5 separate regions of the Homo sapiens genome follow, and regions 2, 3, 4 and 5 are each linked to region 1. The links are chromatin contacts, found by Hi-C or POLR2A ChIA-PET in ENCODE. All regions are on one chromosome and are shown on one strand. Each heading gives the region's core, a stretch centred on a gene start or an enhancer-like site at or near the end of the contact. The rest is flanking DNA. Distances are from core to core; before and after follow the strand shown.

Region 1 (4,847 bases), core at 1,681-4,180:
TGCGTGGTGATCTGTGTCTGTGGTCCCAGCTACTGGGGAGGCTGAAGTGGGAGAATCACTTCAACCCAGGAGGTAGAGGCTACAGTGAGCCATCATCAGGCCACTGCACTCCAGCCTGGGTGATACCCTGTCTAAAAGAAAAACAAAAACAGTTAGGCCAGACACAGTGGCTCACACCTATAATCCCAGCATTTTGGGAGGTTGAAGTGAGAGGATTGCTTGAGGCCAGGAGTTTAAGACCAGCCTGAGAAACACAGGGCGACCCTGTATCTACAAAAAAAACAGTTTTAAAAAATTAGCTGGGCATGGTGGTTCGTGCCTGTAGTCCCAGCTACTCAGGAGGCTGAGGTGAGAGGATCACTTGAGGCCAGGAGGTCAAAGCTGCAGTGAGCCATGATCAGGCTACTGCATTCCAGCCTGGGCAAAAAATCAATTTTAGAACATTTTTGTCACCCCAAAAAGAAACCTTGAGCCTCTTAGCCAGCACCTCCCAACCCCCTCTGTTCCCTTCCCCCCTCCCACCCCAGCCCTAGGCACCATTAATCTACCTTCAGTCTCTATAGATTTGCCTATTCTGGACATTTCATCAAAAGGAATCACAAAGTCCAGGCACGGTGGCTCATGCCTGTAATCCCAGCACTTTGGGAGGCTGAGGTGGGCGGATCATGAGGTCAGGAGTTCAAGACCAGCCTGGCCAACATGGTGAAACCCTGTCTCTACTAAAAATACAAAAATTAGCTGGGTGTGATAGCAGATGCCTGTAATCCCAGCTACTGGGGAGCCTGAGGCCGGAGAATTGCTTGAACCCAGGGAAGGGGAGGTTGCAGTGAGCCGAGATCGCGCCATTGCACTCCAGCCTGGGCGACAGAGTGAAACTCCATCTCGGAAAAAAAAAAAAAGGAATCACAAAATAGGCCTATTGTGAGCAGCTTCTTTCCCATAGCATGTGCTCAAGGTTCATCTGCGTGGGGTGTGTGTCAGTGCTTCGTTCCTTTTTGTGGCTGAAAAATATCCCATTGTATAGATAGACACACATTGTTTATCTATTCCTCGTTGATAGATATTTGGGTTGTTTCCACTTTTGGGGTGTTATACGTAATGCTACTGTGAACATCTATGTACAAGGCTCTGTGTGGACGTGTTTTCAATGCACTTTGGAATATATCTAGGAGTAGCTAGGTCACATGGTAATTCCATGTTCCCTTTTGTTTGTTTAGAGATGGAGTCTTGCTTTGTTTCCCAGGCTGGGGTGCAGTGGTGCGATCTTGGCCCATTGCAACCTCCAGCCTCCTGGGTTCAAGCAATTCTCCTGCCTCAGCCTCCCCAGTAGCTGGGATTATAGGCGCCCGCCACCACGCCCAGCTAATTTTTTTTTTTTTTTTTTTGAGACAGAGTCTTGCTCTGTTGCCCAGGCTGGAGAGCAGTGGCCGATCTTGGCTCACTGCAACCTCCACTTCCCGGGTTCAAGCGATTCTCCTGCCTCTGCCTCCTGAGTAGCTGGGATAACAGGCGTGTGCCACCATGCCCAGCCAATTTATTTTTATTTTTATTTTTAGTAGAGATGGGGTTTCACCATGTTGGCCAGGCTGGTCTCGAACTCCTGACCTCGGGTGATTCACTCACCTCAGCCTCCCAGAGTGCTGGGATTACAGGCGTGAGCCACCTTGCCCAGCCTAATTTTTGTATTTTTTTTTGTAGTGACTGGGTTTCCCCATGTTGGCCAGGCTGGTCTCGAACTGAGCTCAGGTGATCCACCTGCCTCGGCCTCCCAAAGTGAGCCACCATGCCTGGCCACCCCCTTTTTTTTTTTTAATCCGTATTTTAAGGAAGCAACACTATATGTTTAACTTTTTGAGAAGCTGCCAGACTGTTTTCCAAAGTGGTTGCACCATTTTACAGTCCCACCAGCAGTACATGAGGGTTCCGATTTCCACTGGAGGATTTTAAACAGGGGAATGACATGATCCGACTTTTAAAAGATCCCGCAGCAGGTCATGGTGGCTCACGCCTGTAATCCCAACACTTTGGGAGGTCGAGGTGGGTGGATCACCTGAGGTCAGGAGTTCGAGACCAGCCTGACCAATATCGTGAAACCCCGTCTTACTAAAAATACAAAAATTAGCCGGGCATGGTAGCCTGCGCCTGTAGTCCCAGCTACTCGGGAGGCTGAGACAGGAGAATCGCTTGAACCCGGAAGGCGGAGGTTTCAGTGAGCCAAGATTGCGCCACCGCACTCCAGCCTGGGTAACAGCGCAAGGCTCCGTCTCAAAAAAGAAAAAGAAAGTGTCCTGATAATGTCTGCGGGGAGGATGGATTGTAAGGATACAAGATTAGAAGCGGGCAGCAGTCTTGAATGGTGCCTTAGGAACTGTAGTAGGGGGATAGTAATAGGACAGTTTGGGGATATATTTGGAGGTGGCTGAACTGCCAGAAAAAGAGGTCATTTCCAGACTTTTGGGGTGCAGGAGCCCCTGTGGACTTTCCAAGGATCTCACCGTGCCAGCCTCCCCTAGCAGAGCCCCCTGTCTCCCGCCTAGGAGCTGAAAATCCTGGTGGACTACGACGAGAAAGGCTACCTCCTGCAGATCTTCACCAAACCGGTGCAGGACCGGCCCACGCTCTTCCTGGAAGTCATCCAGCGCCACAACCACCAGGTACTGCTTGTCCCCGGCAGGCCCGAGGGGACAGGCAGCTAGCACACTCGGTTTTCTGGGTCCTTGGCTCATCTCCTCTCTTTCCCGCCACAGGGTTTTGGAGCCGGCAACTTCAACTCACTGTTCAAGGCTTTCGAGGAGGAGCAGAACCTGCGGGGTAACCTCACCAACATGGAGACCAATGGGGTGGTGCCCGGCATGTAAGCCCCGCCCACCCCACGGAGGCCACAGCCACACAGCCACGCCCCCTGATTCTGGAACTCGCCCAACTTCCCTACTGGCTGCTCCCCTTGGGTCCCGCCCACCAGCGGACTCGGCCCCCAAGGCTCCGCCCACACTGACCACGCCCCTCGGCGGGGCCGCCCTCTGCTCCAGCCCTCCCGATTAAAGCGTGCCCCGGTCCAATACTGTGTCTGTGTTTGTGTTGCGCATAAGGCAGTAGTGCCTTATGGCAGCCAGGGGGAGGCCAGGGCGGCCGCCAGCGCCGCGGGACCGAGGAGCTGCGGGTGCCAGCGCTTTGCCAGCGGGACCACGCGGAGAGGGGAATTCTGGAACCAGGGAAGGAAGGGGACTTGCTCTGGAGGGAAAGACGGATGACACTGCTTTTGTAGAGAGATAAACGCGATTCAGACAATAAAGCAAGCGATGAGCCGGGCGTGGTGGCTCACACCTGTAATTTCAGCGCTTTGGGAGGCAGAGGTGGGAGGATCGCTTGAGGCCAGGAGTTCGAGCCCAGCCCGGTAACATAGCAAGACCCCGACCCCCCTGCGTCTACACAAATAACAAATAAAAATTAGCCTGGCGTAGTGGCGCACACCTGTGGTCCCAGCTACTCAGGAGGCTGAGGTGGGAGGATCGATTGATGGACAGAGGTCTAAGCTGCAGCGAGCCCTGATCCTGACACTGCACTCCAGCCTGGGCAAGAGTGAGACCCTGTCTCAAAAAAAAAAAAGGCAGTTGATGAGAATATGTGGAAGCGAAGATCGCAGGGGAGCTAATTTTGATAACGGAAGACCTCTCCGAGAAGGTGACATTTGGGAGCCAGCCATGGGACCATGCTCGGGAAAAGGATTCCAGGAAGAGCGAACGGAGAAAGGCCCTGAGGTGGGGTCAGAGTTTGGCAGCATCTTGTCTGCCGGCTTGATGATCTCTTTTTGTTGTTGTTGAGACGGAGTTTCGCTCTGTCCCCCAGGCTGGAGTGCAGTGGTGCGATCTCGGCTCACTGCAAGCTCCGCCTCCCGGGTTCACGCCATTCTCCTGCCTCAGCCTCCCGAGTAGCTGGGACTACAGGCGCCCGCCACCACGCCCGGCTAATTTTTTGTATTTTTAGCAGAGACGGAGTTTCACCTTGTTAGCCAGGATGGTCTCGGCCTCCCAAAGTGCTGGGATTACAGGCGTGAGCCACCGCGCCCGGCCGATGATCTCTAAAGATGAGCTGTCTTCAGTTTTGCTACCCAGAGCCCAAACCTCTGAACACAGGAGAGGGGAGAGTGTTAGACAAGGGACTCTAGGGGCAGCATCCCTGCTCATCAACTGTAGGATATGGTCCCTTGGTTCCTGGTCTCAGAGATAAAGCAGGTAGGAGGGGCCTGGTATCCCAGTCCCTGCCCTCAGCAGGGCAGTGCCCATGACCACCCACGCAGCTGCACTGCCCCAGCCTTGCCCGCAGTGAGGACTTCTTTTGGAAAGGGGCTTGTTCATACTCATAGAAGAGTGAGTGATCCTTGCAAAAGAATGAGGCAGCTGGGTCCTAAAACCCTAGGAAGGAGATTCTTTCTTCAAAACCAGGTAAGAGTTGGTGGTGGGCAAATTTGGCCTCTTTTTTTTTTCTTTTTCTCTCTTTTTTTTTTTTTTTTAGACAGAGTCTCACTCCATTGCTCAGGCTGGAGTGCAGTGGTGTGCTCTTGGCTTACTGCAACCTCCACCTTCTGAGCTCAGGTGATCCTCCTACCTCAGCCTCCCAAGTAGCTGGGACTATAGGCATGTGCCACCACGCCCAGCTAATTTTGTTTTTATTTTTCATGGAGATGGGATCTCACTATGTTGGCCAGTCTCGAATTCCTGGTCTCAGGTGATCCGCCCACCTCAGCCTTCCAAAGTGCTGGAATTATAGGAATGAGCCACTGTCTCTGGCCTCTTTCTGCTTCTAATGCTTGAGAACCCTCCGTGAGGATAAGTCAACTCAGAGCTAGG
Region 2 (5,326 bases), core at 2,182-4,681, 140 kb before region 1:
TTCAGATATAAACTAACTCATCAGCTAATCAAGTCTGCTCACTGATGTGGGGCACACCTGGAGCCTTCAGAAAACATCTCCAAAGAGGAAACGTTTTTTTTTTTTTAAAGTAGATAAAAAGCCCTGTAATCCAAGGGTGAGCGGGGCCCTCACTGAGTGCGGCACCGAAACTCTCCTTTTGGGAAGTGGTGGGGTCAGCCGGGAGAACATACAACATCCAGTGCAAACCTTACAACCTCCGTTTTTATTTCTGTCTTTATGTTTTTAAGTAATTGTCAATGTTTGTTACTTTGTAACATTTGTTACCAACTAACATTTTTTTCCGGATACCTTTTCTTCATCAGCAAGATTTTGATAAGTTGTTTAAGCTTTATTATTTTTTGCCAATGATAGAACAAATGAGTACATCTTTAATAATTAGACACTTCCTTACCTTTTTTTTTTTTTTTTGGAGAGCTATGGTGCCCAGGCTGGAGGACAGTAGCTATTCACAGGCATGATCATAGCATGCTGCAGCCTACAGCACCTGGGATCAAGCAATCCTCCTGCCTCAGCCTCCAGGGTAGCTGGGACTCCGGTTGCACACCACTATCCCCAACTAATTTTTTTTTGAGACAGGGCCTCACTCTGCTGTCCAGTCTGGAGTGCAATGGCACAATCACAGCTCACTACAGTCTTGATCTCCTGTGCGCAAGCGATCCTTCGATCCTTCCCACCTCAGCCCTCCAAGTATCTGGGACTACAAGTGCACGCCACCACACCCAGCTAATTGTTTATTAGCAGAGACGGGTCTCCTTATGTTGCCCAGACTGGTCTTGAACTCCTAGGCTCAAGCAATCCCTCTGCCTTGGCCTCCCAAAATGCTGGGATTGTGAGCCACTGTGCCTAGCCCAATTTTTAAAATTTTTTAGAGATCGGGGTCTCGCTATGTTGCCTAGGTTGGTCTGGAACTCTTGGCCTCAAGTGATCCTCCTGCCTCAGCCTCTCAAGCAGCCGGGACTCCAGGCATATGCAGGACTTCCTTATTTCTATAGGAAGCAGAGACAAGCGGGTTGCTCTGTGCCCACCCTCTTTCTCAAGTATTTTGTGCGACACGTGGGCACTGGTTGCCAGGGCTAAACACCTCACCAACAAAGCAGGACAGCCCAGGGATTAAACTCAAGAATCCTGGCTGGGCACAGTGGCTCACACCTGTAATCCCAGCACTTTGGGAGGCCGAGGTGAGTGGATCACATGAAGTCGGGAGTTTGAGACCAGCCTGACCAACATGGAGAAACCCCGTCTCTACTAAAAATACAAAATTAGCCAGGCAAGATGGCGCATGCCTATCATCCTAGCTACTCAGGAGGCTGAGGCAGGAGAATTGCTTGAACCCGAGAGGTGGAGGTGCGGTGAACTGAGATGGCGCCATTGCACTCCAGCCTGGGCAACAAGAGTGAAACTCCGTCTCAAAAAAAAAAAAAAATCAAGAATCCTGAATGATGTGGTGATGTGCGCCTATAATATCAGCTACTAGAGAGGCTGGGGCAGAGGGATCACTTGAGCCCAGGAAGTCGAGGCTGCAGTGAGCTGTGATCACACCACTGCACTCCAGCCTGGGCGACAGAGTGAGACACTGCCTCTTAAAAAAAAAAAAATCCTGAACAAGTGAGAAGACTGCCATCAATTTGATGGCGTTTGGACATTTATGTAAAGTATCTTTACCAGAAAATCAAGAAAATATAAACTTTTAGATTTTGGAAAGGGTATTATACACAAAGAAGCACAAGGTCAGAGAAACATTCTCATAAAGGGCTTCTGGAATCACGGATCCACAGATGGGGATATCATGACAAAGACAAAAATATCAGATGACATTTTTAAACATTTAACGTGTGCCGTGTACTGTACGAAACGGATACTCAGTTAATCTTCACAATAATTCTGGAGGTAGGTACTACTATTATGTTTATTTTGTAGATGAGGAAACTGAGGCATGGAGAGGTTCTGAAACTTGACCAAGTCGTAACTGGCACGTGGTCACAGTCAGGATTCAAACCCAGAGCTGCCTGACCCTGGAGCCTCCACAATGTGGCCTCCATGGTTAGCACTGACCTGCAGGCATCAGAGAGCTGCCGGAATACTCCTCACCCACAGGAACTGCGAGAGGCACGGCCCACGATGGCATTTTGGTGACTTTCATAGAAGTGTGAACCTCAGGTGCCTGCAGGCCTTGTGAAGGAGAACCTCTCCCTGGCTGAGGAAGGGGCACCTGGGTTTGAAAGGCCTCCTTGTGAGGCAAGGGTGCCTGGAACTTGCTTCAGAATAACCCATGGGGCGGGAGCAGGTCAGTGGGTCTGGACCAAACGGGAGCTGAGAATTGCTGAAGCTGAAGTTGACTGATGGATATGCAGGAGTGTGGGGTGTGTGTGTGCAGTGGCGTGATCACGGCTCACTGCATCCTTGACCTCACAGGCCCAAGCAATTCTCCCACCTCAGCCTCCCGAGAAGCTGGGACCATAGGCACATGCCACTACAGCTATTTTTTTTTTATTTTTTGTAGAGACAGGGTCTCCCTATATTGCCTAGGTTGGTCTTGAACTCCTGGGCTTACTAAAGCGATCCTCCTGCCTCAGCCTCCCAAAGTGCTAGGACTACAGGTGTGAGCCACCGTGACTGGCCAAGAGTTCATTTTATTCTTTTCTCTGTTTTTGTGTTTGCTTGGAATTTTACAAAATAAAATTAAAAATAAGAAAATGAGGGGCGATCCCATCGCCTCTTAAGAGGAACATGCTGACTCAACAGGAAATACTGAGGGAAGAGCCCCCCACTGAGTAAGCACCTCTGTGCGCTGGGCACCGCACAGACCCTCGCTCTCTAGTCCTCACGACACCCCTACGAGAGCGCAGCCTGCTCCAGCCTCATCTACAGAGCAGACTCCGGCGTTCAGACCACCGCTGGGATGGCTCGCCAAGGAGGCTGGGAACTGCAGCCAGGCCAGCTAGTTTGCACCAAGATGTGCTTCTTCCCTTTCTCCATCTTGAAGTACCAAGTGTTAGGCCAACCAATCACCCAGAGGAGGTGGGTATTTGGTTAAACGTTGGACTAAAAACAGAAGAAGCAGAACCACAGACAGAACCATGCAGATGAAGTGCAGCGGCCGTGGGAACAGTGAGACATCTGAGGCAACATTTCTAATGTAAAATGAGAAGGAAATGAGGTCAGGGAGCGGTGGCTCATGCCTAGAATCCCAGCACTGTGGGAGGCTAAGGAGGGTGGATGGCTCGAGCTCAGGAGTTTGAGACCCGTCTGGCCAACATGGAGAAACCCCATCTCTACCAAAATTGAAAAATTAGCAGAGCATGGTGGCACGCTCCTGTAGTCCCAGCTACTTGGAGGGCTGAGGCTGGAGGACCAGGTGACACAGTGAGACCCTGTCTCCAAAAAAAAAAAAAAAAAGAAGGAAGTGAGAATGAAGAGGGGCCCACTTTTTGCCTTGCTCAGAATTCCGTGGAAGCCACGCCACCTGCTCAGAGTGGTCCTGGGTGCGACTGCTGCACTCATTTTGTAGATGAGGAAGCTGAAGCATGAAGAGGCTGAGACACCTGCCCACGTCTTAGCTGTCATCTGGTCATAGTCCCCATGGTTAAAGGGGACTGAGCCCACCCCACACTCCAAGAAGGAGAGTGCCCACGCCTGGCCAACCTGAGTGGCACATGCCTGATGGCAGTGATGACAGTGACAATGTCTGCAGCTCTGGGAAGGGGACAGGCTCCTGCCTGTGGCATTGAATCCCACTGGATGTGGACTGGGGGCCGGACACGGAGGGAGACAACACAGCAGAAAGCGAGGCCTAAAGAGAGAGACCCTTCCCAGCGACATGGATGAGGGCCTGGCTTAGGTTACACTGCACATCCCCACTCCCTCTGGACCTGGAATTCTGTGAACCAGAAAATGGGTCGACTTAGGTTTCCGTAACTTGTAACCAAAGAATAAGGCTGAGGCCGGGCACGGTGGCTCACGCCTGTAATCCCAGCACTTTGAGAGGCTGATGCAGGTGGATCACTTGAGGTCAGGAGTTCGAGACCAGCCTGGCCAACATGGTGAAATCCTGTCTCTACTAAAAAATACAAAAATTAGCCAGGCATGGTGGTGCATGCCTGTAATCCCAGTTACTCGGGAGGCTGAGGCAGGAGAATCGCTTGAACCTGGGAGGCGGAGATTGCAGTAAACTGAGATCACACCACTGCACTCCAGCCTGCGTGACAGAGCAAGATGCTGTCTCAAAAAAAAAAAAAAAAAAAGAAGAAGAAAGCTGACTAATGATCTCACTCAGTGTGTTGAGCCCCTCCCTCTCTTCAAATGTCGGCGGCTCCGCAGTGAGCACCCCCAGGAGATGTAGAGAATCCCAAGCCTGTGCTTGGAGATTCCGATTGGCTGGACCTGGGCAGGGCCCAGGAGCTGAATAGTCAGTAAATGCTCCGATGCAGCTTCCCAGTTTGGGAAGCCATGTTCTAGGGAACACTCTTTGGAAAATGCCACTCTCTGGAACACCACGTGGGCTGTACGAACTTTCTCAGAGTTGCTTATGTTTCTAGCAATGTGCTATGACAAAATGCACATCAGCCAAAGACCTTTAGAGGAGCTTACAACAGTACCTGGTGATTTTAAGGTCCTCGTTCAAGACTCAGAAGGGATTAAAGGGCTCTGATAACTAATTTCTCGAGAAATGAGTTTTGTGTACCTGGAGCACACAAAACAGGTGATTCTGGGTAGGCCACTGAAGCCGAGAGCAGGGACTGGGACCACAGTTTATATTGCTCAAGTGTTCTCAGCCAACATGAACACTGAGTCTTAGCTGGGTTTCAGGACTTGTGGATTCCTGAAGATGGGCACGTAAAATGCTACATTTATGGAAAGTAGGTTAGCAATAGGGTCTGCAATTTCATATTCTCTGACCCAGTAATTCTACTTCTTGCACTATGACCCAGGAAAATAATGAGAGAAGTGTGCAAAAACCATGCACAGAGATGCTCCACACAGCTGTGTCTCTGACACCAGCTACTTTAGACAACTCACACGGCTATCAACTGGAGAGTGGTCCAATTAAGTTTGCAGCCTTTAAAAGCATGTTGCCAAGGAATTTTTACCACCTTGCTCACAAAACAAGTTACTGAGAATGTCGATACATATGTATATGCACACGCATCCTCTGTATAATGTTGATATATATAGGTATATACATATATATACCATATAATCTCAATTCCTTGTTTAAAAATATAGATATATCTATGTCCATATATAAAATGATAGGATATCTACCAAAATAATAACAGTGATGATC
Region 3 (5,353 bases), core at 735-3,234, 180 kb before region 1:
CCAGTTCTTTCTTTGCACAGGGGCTGAGGCAAGGAGGGGAGCAACTCCGGGCTTCCCGCGGGGAATCCCACAGTAGAGGGGGCTGCGGGTTGTTTTCCAGCGTGTGTGTGTTGGCCTGCAGCTGTTTCTGCCATTTTTAAATGGCTCCAGTCGGGCACCGGGCACCCTGTGTACCAGGGGAGCTCCCGAGACACCGACGACTTGGATCTCAACTTTGGAAAGCCTCCCCTTCTCACGGTTCTGAAAATTCTTTGTCCCACTGGAGCCAAACCCAGCCCACGGCCGGGCATCCGGCCATCGCAGCCAGCCCTTTCCATAGGAGGCCGGGGAGCACGTGGACTTTATTGATTTTCCTCTTGCCTTTTTTGTTGGGTTTGACTCAGAAAGGACAGCTAACTTGTGACACCGCCACACCGGAGGCTCGCCCCCAGTGGCTTTTAGAGACCGAGGCGCTACTCGAGAAACGACACCCCCAAACGTAAACATCCCCTGCCACAGGGCCTGCCCAGCTTCCAGGCTCGAAATAAAGGGTCGAGACGAGCCCGCGGGCGCTGACACTCAGAGCCAGCGTTGCGGCGGCTCCTCTCCCTCCGGGACCCCAGTGAAGGCGTGGGAAAAAAATAATAAAGTTGAAATCAGGCAGCGGGGAGTTTTCAACAACTCTGACCCAACCTGGCGATCTGCTTGCGCCTCGGGCCTGGCCCAGGGGCCGATTCCGAGCAGACCCCGACGAGGCCGCGGAAAGGTTCGATCCCCTTAATGTCGACCGGGCCACGCCGGGCGGACGCTAATGTGATCCCGAAAACCACGCGCGGCCGCCACCAAGTCCCCCTCTCCCCGGTGCAGAGAACAAAAACAACAGCTCCCTCCGCAAAACAAACACGAGCTCCCGGTGTGGAGAGGCAGCCGCGGCCCAGGACGAACGGCTTCTGGCCAAAAACATCGGCTGGCCCGAGCCCCCCGCCCGGGGCGCCGCGCAGAGCGGGGTGGGACGTGGGCGCCCCGCGCCCCTGGCCGCTGGCTCCCAGCGCTCGCCCCCATCTTTCCTGGTCGCCGAGAGCCCTCGCTCCAGGCAGCCCAAAGCGCTAAATTTAAACGGCTCGCGCTCTGCAAACTCCGCAGACTCGAGGGCGCCGGGCCCGGGAGGCGGGAGCGGGCGGCCGGGCGGGCCGGGGCTGGCGGAGGGCGGCGGGGCGCGGGCCGGGGTGCGCGGGGAGGAGACGGCGGCGGCGGCCCGCTCGGAGCCTGCACAATGGAGCTCGCGCTCTCCCCGCCGCCGCCGGCATCGCGGCCCCGGCGCGCGGGAAGCCGCTTTCATGTGACTTGCACAAAACGAAATGGCTTCTGGGGCCGGCCCCGAGCCCCCCTCCCGGGAGCCGAGCGCCGCGGCGGGGGCCGCCCCGCCGCTCCAACCGCCTGGCCCCGGCGCCCGCCGCCTCCGGGCCGCCGCGCCAGGTGGGCTACAGGCGCGAGCGCACCTGGGCAGCGGCCGCGGCCCCAGCCTGGCGCAGGTGACCCGGCTCGCGCGCCGCCCGCCCGTCCGCCCGCCCTCGCCAAGTCCCGGGGCCCGCGGCGGGGCTGGGCCGGGGCAGGCGGCCGGGGCGCTGCGCCCCGCGGCTCTCTGGAGCCGCGCTCGGGCTCGGGGCGGCCGGGGAGGCGGCTGGCGGCGGGCGCCTCCGCTTACCATTTGCGCACTTTCTCGATCGCCGCCATGACCCTCTTGATATCATCTTTGGCCCGGCTCCTCGTCTCGGCTCGAACCGACCTGCCCGACATGGTTCCGGCGGGGAGACGGAGGCTGGGGAGCGCGCCCGCCGGGTCCTGCTCGCGCTCCGCGGCGGCCACACTCGCGCCCGCCCGCCGCTCACTCACTCGCGCACAGACACTCGCACTCTCACACGCACACACTCACACACACACACACACACACACACACATACACACACACACAAAGCCCGGGGCCGCCGCGCGCCTGGCCCAGTGCGCAAGCGCCGGGCGGCAGCTGCACAGAGCAGGGGGAGCCGCGCCGCCGCCGCCGCCGGCAGTGCGGCCTCCGGGCGCCGCGGCCACCGGGCAGCGCCCCCGGGCCTCCTGCGCCCCCAGAGGGGACGCCCCGGACGCCCTCCTGGGGAGGTGGCGAAGGGCGCACGGCGACCCCCGGCTCTGGGCGCGCGGTGGGGGCGGGCGTGCGGACACGCGCGCTGACCCTTCCTCGGAGGCTGCAGGTGCCGAGGGGTCCATGGGAGACAGCCGGTCTGCGGGGCGCGGGGGGGTCGCGTTCCCCGGGAGCCAGCCCAGCTGCCCCTGCCCAGCCCCCAGAGCGCGGCGGCGGGTGCAGTCGTGCAAGTTTCTTGCGGGTCTCTTGACTTCTCCGAGTTGAAGGCACCGGTTCGGGACGCGAGGTGCTCTTGGAAAGAGTTGGGCATCGCGCATCTCTGCTGGCCCGCGGCCCTGTTCAAATGCGAGCTAGGACGTCGCCTGCCCCAGGCTTTGTCCTTTTGGAAAACTAGGGTTGTAGGAAGGTGCCTGGTGCCAGGCAGACCACCAGAGACTCTCGACCTTGAGTACTAAAGAGTTTTCTGCTCAGCAAAAGCTCAATGATGATCAGCATCGTAACAGGGACTCTTCCTCCCGCCCCCAGAAGTTCTCTTGTCATAAACAAGGCGAGGGGGTCTTCGCTGAGCTTCACCAGAGGACCACGATTTCACCTTAAGCCATTCCTGACTTCAGTACCAGACTGAGACCAGGCGCTGCTACTGCCCAAATGACCCCTGGTCCCATCTACAAGGAGCACTTTTGAGGCCTCAGAACAGAGCCCCGGGGAGAAATCTGCGATGATCAGGGTAACCTGGGTGCCGCATCTTGCTGTTCAGCTGCAGCGGAACCGGCCGGACCAGAGCTAATGCGCGCCCAGAATGAAGAGGGAGACCGAGAGTGGCCCAAATGTCAGCGCCCCGGGCCTGGAGATGACAGCCCGACAGCAGCCATTTCACAGCTGGGGAAACTGAGTCCTGGGAAAGTTTAAGGTTGCAGCCTTAAGTTGTTACTCATTCTAGACGTTTCCCCTGAGGGTTTGGTCTTTGGGGAACACGCTACTGTGGAAATGGAGAGACCGCAGGCCTTTTCCTAGGCATTTGTTTTTACTATTCTGAAACGCAGTCTCCTGACGTGAAAAATGAAGAAAAGAACAAATACTGGCCGGGCGCGGTGGCTCATGCCTGTAATACCAGCACTTTGGGAGGCCGAGGCGGGTGGATCACTTGAGGTTAAGAGTTCGATACCAGCCTGGCCAACATGGTGGGTGAAACCCCGTCTCTACTAAAAATACAAAAATTAGCCGGGCGCGGTGGTGGGCTCCTGTAATCGCAGCTACTCGGGAGTCTGAGGCAGGAGACTCGCTTGAACCTGGGAGACGGAGGTTGCAGTGAGCAGAGATCCAGCCACTGCACTCCAGCCTGGGAGACAGAGTGAGACCCTGTCTCAGAAAAAAAAAAAAGGCCGGGCGCGGTGGTTCATGCCTGTAATCCCAGCACTTTGGAGGCCGAAGTGGGCAGATCACGAGGTCAGGAGTTCGAGACCAGCCTGGCCAACATGGAGAAACCCTGTCTCTACTAAAAATACAAAAATTAGCTGGGCGTGGTGGTGCAGGCCTGTAATCTGAGCTACGCGGGAGGCTGAGGCAGGAAAATGCTTGAACCTGGGAGGCAGAGGTGCAATGATCATGCCATTGCACTCCAGCCTGGGCAACAGAGCAAAACTGAATCTCAAAAAAACAAAACAAAACAAAATAAAACAAAACAAAACAAAAAAAGAAAGAGAGAAAGAAAAAGAAAAAAAAGAGAAAGAGAAAGAAGGACTTCAGAGAATCGTTCCGAGAATTTTCTGGGAAAATATGCAACAGCAGGTCATAAAACAGATCTCACAGAGATATGTGAGATCAATAGGTATGTGCTTTGGGCCACATGAAACTTTAAAAAAATGTATCTTAAAATTTAAAATAGGAAAATATTATGTCAGAATTCAAATAGTGACTGAGGAACAGATAAATGTGTCTATCCACACAATGGAATATTATTCAGCCATAAAAGGGAATGAATACATGCTACAACATGGGTGAACCTTGAAACACGCTAAGTGAAAGAAGCCAGTCACAAAAGGATAAATATGCGTAAGTCCATTTGCGGGAGATATCTACAACTAGGCGAATCCATAAAGACAGATATCAGATTGGTGGTTGCCAGAGGCAAGGGGGAGGGAGAGCAGGAGTGACTGCTAACGGATGTGGGGTTTCCTTTCGGAGTGATAGGAAAGTTCTGGAATGAGATAGTGGTGATGGTTGCAGAACAATGTGAATGTACTTAATGACGCTGAATTGTACACTTTTAAATGGTTACAATGGTCAATTTTATGTGTATTTGATCATAATAAAAAGAAATCTAGGCTGGGCGCGGTGGCTCACATCTGTGATTCCAGCACTTTGGGAGGCCGAGGTGGGTGGACTGCTAGAGGCCAGGAGTTTGAGACCAGCCTGGGCAACATGGTGAAACCCCATCTCTACAAAAAATTCAAAAAATAGCCAGGTGTGGTTGTGCGCATCTGCAGCCCCAGCTGCTCAGGAGGCTGAGGTGGGGAAGATGGCTTGAGCCCAGAACGTAGAGGCTGCAGTGAGCCAAGATCATGCCACTGCATGAAGCAAAGAAAGAGAGAGAGAGAGAGAGAGAGAGAAAAGAAAGAACGAAAGAAAGAAAGAAGAAAAGAGAGAGGGATGAGGAGAAGGAGAGAGGGAGGGAAGGAAGAAGGAAGAAAAAGAGGGAAGGAGGGAGGGAGGAAGGAAGGAAGGAAAAAAAAAAATACCCAGCTTCTCTAGAACCAGCAGATCTGCAAACTGGACCCTCAGTGCCACATGGCACCCATCGGCTAGAGCAGAGAGCTCTGTCTGTATCTTTCAGACAGAGTTATCTGGGTCACCAGTGCACTCATAGCCACTTTACTCATTTGTGTTACCTGTCTGGCCCCTGAAAGTATTTGTGATTTTGATCCCCAATAAAACCATAAAGCTTTCTTCAAATGTCCTTTGTAAATCTAGTATGTCACTTTTAGTAGTTTCCTGTCTCCTGCAGGTATTTTTACACTTCTTTCTTTCAACAAAGCACAGTAGTTTTACAGCCTGTGTCTGATGATTCTAGTATTTGAAGTCTCCAAGAGTCTGTTTCTGCTAGGTCTTGCTCATGGTGTCATAGTTCCTTGTTATATGCCTGGTTCTCTTTGACCATGCTGGACACTATTTTAAAATTTATTCATAGGGATAATTTGAGGCCTCCCCCTAGAAATAATTTATATTTGCTTCTGCCAG
Region 4 (5,474 bases), core at 1,640-4,139, 200 kb after region 1:
ATTTTTAGCAGACGGGGTTTCACCGTGTTAGCCAGGATGGTCTCGATCTTCTGACCTCGTGATCCGCCCGCCTCAGCCTCCCAAAGTGCTGGGATTACAGGTGTGAGCCACCGCGCCCGGCCTGAGCCTCGACTTTCTTATCCGTAAAATAGGGATATAATAGTAGTTCATAGGATTTTTTTTTTTTTTTTCTCCAAACAGAGTCGTGCTCTTTTGCCCAGGCTGGAGCCCAGTGATGCGATCTCGGCTGACTGCAACCTCCACTCCCGGGTTCAAGTGATCCTCCTGCCTCAGCCTCCCGAGTACCTGGGATTACAGGCATGCGCCACCACACCTTGCTACTTTTTTGTACTTTTGGTAGAGACGGGGTTTCACCATGTCGGCCAGGCTGGTCTCGAACTCCCAACCTCAGGTGACCCACCTGCCTGCCTCAGCCTCCCAAAGTGTTGGGATTACATGTGTGAGCCACCACACCCAGCCAATTCATAGAATTATTTTAACAATTAAATGAGAGCTGGCACATGGTAACCACCTCCCAAAACACTGCTATTACCACCTAGCCAGGTATTAGAAACCAGCCGCAGGACAGGCACAGTGGCTCACGCCTGTAATCTCAATACTTGTGGAGGCTGCGGTGGGAGGACTGCTTGAGGCCAGGAGTTCGAGAGCAGCCAGGCAACACAGAGAAACCCCACCTCTATAAAAAAAATTTGTTTAATTAGCTGGGGGGTGGTGGTGCACACCTGTAGTTCTAGCTACTTGGGAGTCTGGTGGGGAAGGATCGCTGGAGCCCAGGAGTTTGAGGTGGTGGTGAGCTATGACTGCCCCATGGCCCTCCAGTCTGGGCACCAGAGCAAGACCTTGTCTCTAAAAAAAATAAAATCAGGCCGGGCCCAGTGGCTCATGCCTGTAATCCCAGCACTTTGGGAAATTGAGGCGGGTGGATCACCTGAGGTCAGGAGTTGGAGACCAGCCTGGCCAACATGGTGAAACCCCATCTCTACTGAAAATACAAAAATTAGCTGGGCGTGGTGGCACGTGCCTGTAATCCCAGCTACTTGGGAGGCTGAGGCAGGAGAATCACTTGAACCCGGGTGGCGGAGGTTGCAGTGAGCTGAGATCGTGCCACTGCACTCCAGCCTGGGCAATAGAGTGAGACTCTAACTCAATAATAATAATAATAATAATAATAATAATAATAATAATAATAATAAAATTAAAATTAGTACCAACCACCACCATCAGTGGTCAAAATGGTAAATTTTGTTATGCGTATTTTACTATGGTTAAAATAAAAGCATTAAAAAAAGCAATCGCCAGCCATCATGCCTGCTGGCCCCACATCCTCACACCCAAGCAGAGGCTTCTCCTTCATGCCCTGCTCTGGGGACATGCAGAGGGGTGGTGGCTGCCCTCCCAGGGCACACTCAGGCCCTTCTGAGAACACAGCGCACGACCTGACATACAGAGCAGGCTTCCCAGAAGCGACGGGCCCAGCCCTGGTGCAGGCTGGGTGGCCAGTACACCCTGGGGCTGTCTCCTCCCCAGCCCCAGGGCTGACACACCAGCTGCCCCCAGTTCCTGGAGACCTGTGGACCCGAGGTCACCAGGGGCATGCTCCGGGCCAGACACCCGCTGCTCCTCACCTGGGCCTTGCAAGTCACCCCCATGCAAAGGAGCCAGCTTATCAGATCTGGGCCAGGAGCAGCGGGCAGTGGGCACACAACCATGGTCAACCCATGAGGGCTGGAGGGACAGGGGTAGGGAGATGGCGGATACCTATGGCAGTCATTCCATCAAGGACAGTGACTCTTTATAAGGTGTTTGCTATATATGTGGCAGGCTCAGAGCGGCAAGCCTAATGTTGAAGTTTCTCCATTAGCCGCACACTAGCCTGGCCCCCAGCAGGCAGGGAATTCCTGTCCTCACCCCTCCTGCCCTAGGTAGGGGTGTGGACTCCTTCCTTCCCCACCGCTCTCCTTTTACAGTCTGCCTGGCTTGAACCCTGACTCCCCTGCCCTTGATTGGGCTGTATGACTCTGGCAAGCTTTCAACTTTCTGTGCCTCTGTTTTCACATCTGTAAAATGGGAATAATGGGACAAGCCTCGAAGGCTTCTTCTGAGGATTAAGAGAGTCAATCCATGTAAAACAGGTAGTGTCCGGCACACAACAAACCCTCAATAAAAGTGAGCTTCATTATTACTCAGTTTAGGAACCTCATCCCCACCCCACAGTCTCTTTACAACATCCTCCAGAGGGGCACACTCAGGCATAAAGAACGCCAGGCCAAACTGGCAAACCCATGTTCCAGCTCCTTAACTGCCTGTTTACCGGTAACCTTGGCCAAGACCCTCCTCAACACCCATAAAAAAAGGGGCTGCAGCGAGATGAAGGTCACAATCTGGATCTGACTTGGGGTCGGACATCTCTGAGAATCTGAAGATGGTGGACACTCTCCTTAAAACAGCCAAGTATCATTTATTCACAGGACTTTTCTGACAATTTCAACAGGATTCACAGGCTTTTGTCTAAGAATGCCCACAGTGGATGGCAGTATGTACTTCTCAGTCCAGGCGTTTACAAAACATTTCAAGCTCATATAAATTTGGGGCAATGCCATCAGGATTTCTACCGTGTTTAAGATCTTTGGTGGCCGAAAGCCAGCCCTGAGAATTCTGAGTCCATGCGGGTGAGGGTATCTCAGCACATGTGGGTGCTGGACACAAGACGTGGGGTAGGTCACCAGGGCACGGCAGATGGAGGGCCACATCCTGCAGCTCCCTTGTCTCTGCCCCCAGGCCTGCCCACACCTGGAAGAGGGGAGCCCCCTCCAGCAGCCAGTGTCTCCTGCCACCTCCCCACCCCCAGCACTTCCTCTTCCTGCTCTGGCCTGCCACCCCGGAACCTGAAACCCAAGACAGGACAAGCAGCAGCGGCTGTTGCTGAGCTGCCCCAGGTCCACTGCTACTGATCCACTCACTGGAAACGTCTGGAGCCTTTAGGTGGCTCAGGCCCTGAGCTGGCCGCTGGGGTGTGTATGGGGGGCCTGTATACAGGTCTGCAGTCCCATTCTGCTCCCTACTTGGTGCCTCGCCTGTGCCCCAGCCACCCCCGAGGTAGTGTCTCTCCCCCTCTATGCAGTCAGGACCACAGAACAAACCACACAGCTGGCTGCAAACTGGCTCCTCCACTTACAAAGCTGTTGACCTTGGATAAGGATCTCAACCTCTCTGTGCCACAGCTTCCACACCTATAAAATAGAGGCTGACAGGGGCAGTGGCTCATGCCTGTAATCCCAGCACACTGGGAAGCTGAGGAGGGTGGATCACTTGAGGCCAGGAGTTCAAGACCAGCCTGGCCAACATGGTGAAACCCTGTCTCTACTAAAAATACAAAAATTAGTCAGGGGTGGGCCAGGTGTGGTGGCTCATGCCTGTAATCCCAGCACTTTGGGAGGCCGAAGCAGGCAGATAACTTGAGGTTAGGAGTTCAAGATCAGCCGGGCCAACATGGTGACACCCTGCCTCTACTTAAAATACAAAAAAATTAGCTGAGTGTGGTGGCACACACCTGTAATCCCAGAAAATTGGGAGGCTGAGCCATGAGAATCGCTTGAACCTGGACATGGAGGTTGCAGTGAACCGAAATCATGCCACTATACTCCGGTGTGGGCAACAGAGTGAGACTCCATCTCAAAAAAAAAAAAAAAATTAGCTGGGGTGTGGTGGTGGGCACCTGTAATCCCAGCTAATTGGGAGGCTGAGGCAGGAGAATCGCTTGAACCCGGGAGGCAGAGGTTGCAGTGAGCCAAGATAGTGCCACTACACTCCAGTCTTGGTGACAGAGCATGGTCTGTCTCAAAAAAAAAAAAAAAAAAGAGAATCCCACGAGTTACTAATACCATTATTCTTCTTTTACAAACGAGGAAACTGAGGCTCAGAAAGGTGATGTCAGCTGTCCAAAGGGTTACTCTGCTGCTGGATTCAAAACCAAGTCCACTTGGCTCCACAGCCCGGGTATGAAGGGGGCAAAGGAGCACCTCCCTCACATGGTGGCTGAGATTAAATGTAGTTTTCATATGTAGATGTTTAGCATAGGGCCAGCTACAGCAGCTCAATAAATCTTGGTTAAAAAGAAAAACACAGGGCCGGGCGCGGTGGCTCACGTATGCAATCCCAGCACTTTGGGAGGCCGAGGTGGGTGGATCACGAGGTCAAGAGCTCGAGACCAGCCTGGCCAATATGGTGAAACCCCGTCTCTACTAAAAATACAAAAATTAGCTGGGCGTGGTAATGCGTGCCTATAGTCCCAGCTGCTCAGGAGGCTGAGGCAGGAGAATCGCTTGAACCCAGGAGGTGGAGGTTGCAGTGAACCAAGATCGCGCCATTGCACTCCAGCCAGGGCAACAAGAGCGAAACTCTGTCTAAAAAAAAAAAAAAAAAAAAAAAGAAAGAAAGAAAGAAAGAAAAACACATAAAGCAGGCACACACCTGTAATCCAGCAATTTAGGGAGCTGATGTAGGAGGATCACTTGAGTCCAGGAATTCGAGATCTCCCTGGGCAACACAGTGAGACCTCATCTCTACAAAATCAAAAAATTAGCTGGGTGTAGTGAGTATACCTGTAGTCCTAGCTACTCAGAAGGCTGAGGTGAGAGAATCCCTTGAGCCCAGGAGGTTGAGGCTACAATGAGCCGTGATTGCGCTACTGCACCCCAGCCTGGGCAACAAAGTGAGACCCTATCTCACACACACACACAGACACACACACACACACAAAGAAAAAAAAATTAGCTGGATATAGTGGGCATGACTGTAGCCCCAGCTACTTTTTGTTTTTTGAGATGGAGTCTCACTCTGTCACCCAGGCTGGAGTGCGCTGGCACAATTTGGCTCACTGCAACCTCCCCCTCCCGGGTTCAAGCGATTCTCCTGCCTCAGCCTCCTGAGTAGCTGGGATTACAGGCGCCCGCCACTATGCCCAGCTAACTTTTGTATTTTTAGTAGAGACGGGGTTTCACCTTGTTGCTCAGGCTGGTCTTGAACTCCCGACCTCAGATGATCTCCCCACCTCAGCCTCACAAAGTGCTGGGATTACAGGTGTGAGCCACCGCACCTGGCCAGTCCCAGCTACTTGAGAGGCTAAGGCAGGAGGATCCCTTGAGCCCAGGAGTTCAAGGCTGCAGTGAGCTATGATCCCATCACTGCACTACAACCTGGGCAACAGAGCAGGACTCTATCTCTAAAAAAAAGAAAAGAAAAGAAAAAAGGAGAAAAACAGAGCTTGAAGTGGATGGAAGAGAAATAGTGCCTGGATACCCTCAGCTCAGACTGGAGACAGGGACCCCACATACCCACCTTCCAACCCCGACTCGGGGCCTCGCTTGCTATATTTAGAGGCAGCTCCAGCTCCAAACCTCGGCCACAAGGATGTGTACCCCACGCCACACCTGGCCTGATGGCCACCTCCACAG
Region 5 (5,205 bases), core at 358-2,857, 220 kb before region 1:
CTCCTGCTCTCGGAACTGGTCTTCTAAAGCTAGAGGTGCGCGAGGATAATAACTATAAAATAGCAGTTAACATTTGAGATTCACTGTGTGCCTGGGCCTGCCTTGAGCGCTTTACACGTATTCATTTAATCCTCACAACAACCCTGGTAGGCATTATTATTGTCCTCATTATACAGATGAGGAAACAGGGACCCAGAGAGGTTAAGATACTTGCCTGAGGTCACACTGCTCAGGAGTGGTGGAGCTCCGCGTGTTGAGGACTACAGAAGAGGATGCCTCATTGGTCCAAAACAGGTCCATATGGAGGAGTGGGGGCTCACGTCGGGTAAGACCCAGTGAAAACTTGCCTAAACCATCAAGGGCATTTATTGGCTCACAAATTGAGACGTTCCGGGGGTTGTGCTGGCTTCAGGGCCGGCTGGGGCCAAGGCCCAAATGCTGCCCTTAGAAAGCACACACTCACCGTCTTTCAGCCCTTTCCTGTGATGGTTTCATTCTCAGGCTGATTCCTCCCCACGTGTAAGGAAAGATGGCCACAGCCACTCCATTTGAGCAACTCCAGATGCTCCAGCAGAATTCTTTCCCACCAGTTCCCACCCAGGGCTGACTCTCACTGGGCTGCTATGGGCCACGTGCTCATCCCTGAGCCAATTGTGGTAGCCAGGAGGCGGGACCATGGTGATTGGATAGGACTGGGTCATATCACCACCCTGGGCTAAGTGCCCGCCCCACTTAAGGACGGGGAGGGAGGGAGACCCCTATGGGAAGAAGAGGGAAACAGAACTGGATAGACAAGGTCAAAGGATGTCTATCTAATCTGAGACTCTGGAGGAAACATGCATTCTTCACCCAGAGGAGCGATAGAGGGAAGTTGGACTTGGCCTTTAGGGTCTGCAGTCCATCCTCGGCCCCACCACGGACCTCTGTGACACTTGTTGCCTTAGCATGGCCTGGAACTTGGACCTGAGCCTTTTCTGCCTACCTCCCCCAGCTGATCCCTTTCCCACCCCACCTCCCTGCCTACTGACCGCCTTCACATTGCCTGGGGCCACATGGGCCCTGTTGCCAACCGCTGGCCCCCCGCTTGGCCTATTGTTCCAGTTCCCTAGTTGCCCGGCTCCCACTTCCAGTCTGGTCTTTTCCAATCCATGCTATTCATTGGCAACACCATCCCTAGTCCAGCAGAGCCTTGGCTCAGAAGCCTCCAGCCCCTCCTTTGTGTCAAAAAGGAAAAACGAGCTGCTTAGCCCCAGGCCTGGTATTCCTCCAGTGTCCTAGGAGATTCCCTGACCCTTGCCATCAGAATGTCTGTATCCCCTAATTCCAAACTGTGGTCGGCATCGTAAAGCACTGCGGCTCACTTACCTGCCTGGGGGTTAAGGGTCAAGTTTGAGTCATCGCTGCCTAGGGCCCAGCACAGCTCAACCAATGCCGGCAAAGCCTACATTTCTAGCTCCTGGGCATGAGACTGCTCCTTGATGAAGGGAGGTGGGAGAGGAAGTTAGGCGGCTCCAGTGAGAGACACAGAGGAAGTTCCACAGAATGACTGTGAGACAGTGATCTAGGCGGGTGGAGACAAGGGAGGCAGGGGGAAAGGGCAGAAGCCTTAGAGAGAGGAGGGAGGGACCGATCCAGAGAGTGAGAGCTGGGAACAGACACGCAGGGAGGGCAGAAAGGAAGCGCGGGAACGTGTGCCAGCTCAGGCATTTTTTTTCCTTAAGCAAACAAGGCCTCTATGATTTGTGTTTTGTCAGGCTGAACTTTCCATATCAGGAGTTTATTTAGCTGAGCAGCCAATTCTGGTAAAAACACTGGAACATGTTAAAAAGGAACGGGTAGGAAGGAGAGTCAGACAGAACAAACAGGAGAGAGCATCTGCCTGCAGCCGGTCCACGCAGTGCAGCTTGGCCTAGACCCGCTGACACAACACCCCCACCCCTGCCAGCTCTCTTTAGGGGCTGACCCAAGGGCCAGGTGACGCTGGACAGAGGTGGGGAAGTCAGCGTGGGGGAAGGAGTCTGGGCTGAAAGGGTCACAGCCCTGGGAAAGGTCTGGTTCCAGCCCAACCATGTAAGTCACTAGAGGCTGTTAGGACAAGTCAAGCCGAGGTTGCAGTCCACCCATGCACTAACGCCCCTGAGTCCCTACCACAATCCAGAGTCCCCTCAGAGACAGGGAAGCTGAAAACATGTCCCTGCTGGAACCCAGGTCTCGGGGTAGGCGGATCAGGTGTGGCTTTTTTTTTTTTGAGACAGAATCTCACTCTGTTGCACCCAGGCTGGAGTGCAGTGGCGTGATCTCAGCTCACTGCAACCTCTGCCTCCCAGGTTCAAGCCATTCTCCTGCCTTGGCCTCCCAACTAGTTGGGATTAAAGGTGTGTGCCACCACACCTGGCTAATTTTTCTATTTTTAGTAGACACGGGGTTTCGCCATGTTGCCCAGGCTGGTCTCGAACTCCTGACCTCAGGTGATCGCCCTTCTCGGCCTCCCAAAGTGCTGGGATTACAAGCATGAGCCACCACGCCTGGCCTCAGGTGTGGCTTTCAACCTGGGGGCCTGACCCGGCATGAGAGCCCTGCAGGGGACTGTCCTGCTGTTTTCTCACCTGCACAAGGTGGCCAACAATACCTGCCCACAGAAAGGAGCAACTAGTGGCTTGCCTGGCATCCAGCTGGTGCTTAATAATGGCAGCTCTTATGACTATGGAAGGCAACAGCTCCTGTGTGCAAGGAACTTGTGTGTCTTGTAGAATCAGGGCCACACGGCCAAGCAAGAGAGGCCGGAGCAGCTGGAGAGGGACACCGTCACCATCGATCTGACCTTACTTAAAATGAGACAAAACCACAAGGTATTCATGATTTGAAATTTTTATTTTCTGAAATGAAACAATTGTACATTGTACAAACCATATCTACTGATGGAATAAATAAGTGAAAAATTATACTGCTGTACAACACACCAAAAAAAAAAAAAATTCTTGAAAGGGGAAAAAATTAGGTAACGGTGAAAAAAGGTCTTTATGCCTCTAACCAGGTTCTTGGCGATAATGAACATTCCAAACCATGACACCGTTTGCTAATGGGAGGTCACCACCCTAGAGGAATCGGTCCACAGCCTTCCGGGTTGTGGGTGTAAGTGCCAGCACTTTGTGGAATGTGTAGCCGCAGCTTCCCCGACTTCACGTTTTGGGGGGAATTAGGTTTGCCCTGGGAGCCCTTGAGGCCACGGGGCCTGATGTCCACGGAAGGCTTTTGCTCGGGATCCCCCGCCCCCTGGCTCGAAGCTGAAAGGTCTTAGATTCTGTGGTGGGGGGAGGGCGAGGGGTGCAGGGTGGGTGGGGGGCAGCGGCTCGAGGAGCGACTGCGCCAGGGAAGGAAGCACATCGGATTTTTGCAGTCTTGTCATTCTGCGTGGAAGGCCTTCTTGGCCAGCGTGGAGTGCAGGGCTGCTGGCGCTTTGCCTGGCGTGGCCGTGGTGGGGCCCAGCTGGTCCCAATCGCCGGCCCATTCCTACCTTCAGGCACTTCAGAGAAATACTAGTGACAGCCTTGGGACGGTGGACGTCGTCTGAGTCCTCACCTGCGCCAACTCCCCTTGCCTGTCCAGAGAGGCTGCGGTCAACGGCAGGGCCACCTACGCCTCTCTGTTTCTGTGGATGTGTGTGTTTCATTCTCCTTCAGCTGTCTTGGTTGTAGCCTCTCGTTTCCCAAAAACAGAGAAGGAAATAAATATCCAAATTCATCTCTCACCAAGATGGAGTTTCGCTGCAAAGAAAAATGTGACTCTAACTCTACGGAATCTGGAGGTAACGCCGCCTCGAGATGCGTGGAGAGGAACCGCATCAGGTAGGTTCTGCGCCAGGATGCAGGACACAGTTCTCAACAAAACTGACTGCCTAAGGGGCAAAATTGATAAGTACAAGGATTTTTTTTTTTAAGACAGAAACCTTTCGGCATTGCTAACTTCAACATTAAGATTTTCAAAGTTGTGGTTTTTTTTTTTTCCCTTATTTCAGGAGACATTTTGCATGAGGTATTTGAAATTCAGGAACATTTTGATTCTTCTCGAAGTGCAGGAAATAGACAGGATCCCTTAAAAAAAAAAATAAGAGCCTCACCCTCAGAAACTCTTAGAAAATGGAATCCAGCAGACACTTCCCATGATGGTCAGGAGAAAGAGCCACACGTCAAAGGTGGTACCTGAATATGCACCAATTAGCCCCCAAAAACAACAAAACCCATGACCCCACCCCACCCCCAGTAACACACAACTCAAAGGGAGTCAGAACTCCAGTGCAGTAAAGAAAGCTTAGGAAAAGGTTTAAGGTCTGAGGAGTTCATATATTAATTAAGAGCAAACCAGGCCTCAGAACCAAACGATTAGGCAGTTCGTCCAAGGGGGCGTCTCCGTTCAGTGAGAGGAAGCTGTTCCAGCGAAGGTGGGGGATGGGAGGGAGGGGAGATTGCGTCTCTCCTTTCTGGAGGGTGTGCAAATCTTTCCAATTCCTCGACGCCTTGTTTGTGGCCTTCGAGGCCCGGCCATCAAGGCCCACTCCCCGGTGGGGACAGACGGCATGTTCTGGGGATGAGACACGGTCCAGCTGTTGGCTCAGAGTCAGAACAGCCTGAGAATAGGAAAGCACGTGGATTCTGACCACTGCGATCCTGCCTCTCCGGGGCACAGGCTGGGGCGTCGGGGGAGGCAAAGGGCAGCAGGTGACCGTGGATTTGAAATCCAAGCGACGTCCTATGAGAGAAAGTTCAGCACCAGCTAATCCTGCCGCCGGCTCCCAGCCTCCCCGGCCCACTCAGTGCCTTAAGGAGACAGCCTTGCAGTCAGCCAGAGAAGCCATTTCGTATTCGGAGGTCTGGGAGAAAGCAGTGATGGGGGTGGTGGTGGTGGGGGCAATAGAGAGGAAGTGCCAGAAAATTCCAAGGGCTTTGCACGTCCATCTGGGCCATGGTGGGCTTGGAGACGCCCAGTCCTAAACGCCCCAAGGAGGGGAGAGCACAGCGAGTGCCCAGCCTGATCCAAGGGGCCGAGCCCTTGGGGACTGTGCCCCAACACCTGCGCGTCCTTGGGCCCTGGTGCCTGGTGCTTGGGGCGTGCCTAAGGTCCCCCTGCACCTGCAAACCAGGTGGGCTAAGGAGCTCCTTCGCTCCACCCTGCCTGCTCCGATGAAGTCCTGGGGCAGGGAGGAGAGCG

The links. Hi-C counts contacts between places; a loop is a spot of excess contacts on that map. ChIA-PET counts read pairs that join two places held with the same protein, here RNA polymerase II (POLR2A). Pooled maps may share reads with other maps.
Region 2: a pooled map shows a loop between it and region 1 (2.7-fold over the local background). The contact joins two enhancer-like sites. A Hi-C loop is called at or near these places in 5 of 50 pooled maps. POLR2A ChIA-PET finds 5 or more read pairs at or near these places in 2 of 52 experiments (OCI-LY7 and RWPE1).
Region 3: a map of naive thymus-derived CD4-positive, alpha-beta T cell shows a loop between it and region 1 (10-fold over the local background). The contact joins the promoter of BCL7A here to the enhancer-like site in region 1. A Hi-C loop is called at or near these places in 1 of 168 maps with a recorded cell type or tissue (naive thymus-derived CD4-positive, alpha-beta T cell), 1 of 37 single-sample maps with no recorded cell type and 10 of 50 pooled maps. POLR2A ChIA-PET finds 5 or more read pairs at or near these places in 4 of 52 experiments (MCF 10A, Panc1, activated CD8-positive, alpha-beta memory T cell and 1 more).
Region 4: a loop to region 1 is called in a pooled map, with 2.5 times the contacts of the local background. The contact joins two enhancer-like sites. A Hi-C loop is called at or near these places in 7 of 50 pooled maps. POLR2A ChIA-PET finds 5 or more read pairs at or near these places in 2 of 52 experiments (AG04450 and HepG2).
Region 5: a pooled map shows a loop between it and region 1 (4-fold over the local background). The contact joins the promoter of LINC02985 here to the enhancer-like site in region 1. A Hi-C loop is called at or near these places in 9 of 50 pooled maps. POLR2A ChIA-PET finds 5 or more read pairs at or near these places in 2 of 52 experiments (WTC11 and activated T-cell).

Annotation. Positions count from the first base shown.
Region 1 is chr12:121,837,739-121,842,585 of GRCh38, reverse strand. It overlaps HPD (4-hydroxyphenylpyruvate dioxygenase), which reads left to right. Exons shown (of 14, transcript NM_002150.3): 13 at 2,538-2,654; 14 at 2,748-3,059. The coding sequence ends at 2,858. Among named protein-coding and RNA genes, the nearest start is that of TIALD, 16 kb to the left of the region's middle. RefSeq lists enhancers at 1,727-2,396, 3,068-3,738 and a silencer at 2,906-3,105. Within about 2 kb of position 2,930, at least 16 of the 41 ENCODE cell types and tissues checked have a DNase peak (open chromatin) inside an H3K27ac peak, as active enhancers do.
Region 2 is chr12:121,978,521-121,983,846 of GRCh38, reverse strand. All of the region lies in intron 19 of CFAP251 (cilia and flagella associated protein 251), which reads right to left. Among named protein-coding and RNA genes, the nearest start is that of BCL7A, 41 kb to the left of the region's middle. RefSeq lists enhancers at 3,192-3,241, 3,262-3,341. Within about 2 kb of position 3,431, at least 5 of the 41 ENCODE cell types and tissues checked have a DNase peak (open chromatin) inside an H3K27ac peak, as active enhancers do.
Region 3 is chr12:122,018,515-122,023,867 of GRCh38, reverse strand. It overlaps BCL7A (BAF chromatin remodeling complex subunit BCL7A), which reads right to left and starts at 1,984. Exons shown (of 6, transcript NM_001024808.3): 1 at 1,685-1,984. The coding sequence starts at 1,776. RefSeq lists silencers at 1,266-1,425, 1,576-1,895, 2,026-2,105 and an enhancer at 616-1,431.
Region 4 is chr12:121,635,091-121,640,564 of GRCh38, reverse strand. It overlaps the pseudogene ORAI1. Among named protein-coding and RNA genes, the nearest start is that of MORN3, 32 kb to the left of the region's middle. RefSeq lists enhancers at 1,083-1,600, 1,601-2,118, 2,643-2,732, 2,793-2,862. Within about 2 kb of position 2,889, at least 16 of the 41 ENCODE cell types and tissues checked have a DNase peak (open chromatin) inside an H3K27ac peak, as active enhancers do.
Region 5 is chr12:122,059,692-122,064,896 of GRCh38, reverse strand. It overlaps LINC02985 (long intergenic non-protein coding RNA 2985), which reads right to left and starts at 1,607. Exons shown (of 4, transcript NR_135044.1): 1 at 1,366-1,607; 2 at 215-347. It overlaps BCL7A (BAF chromatin remodeling complex subunit BCL7A), which reads right to left. Exons shown (of 6, transcript NM_001024808.3): 6 at 2,853-5,205. RefSeq lists enhancers at 170-219, 360-589, 540-834 and silencers at 630-779, 1,700-1,994.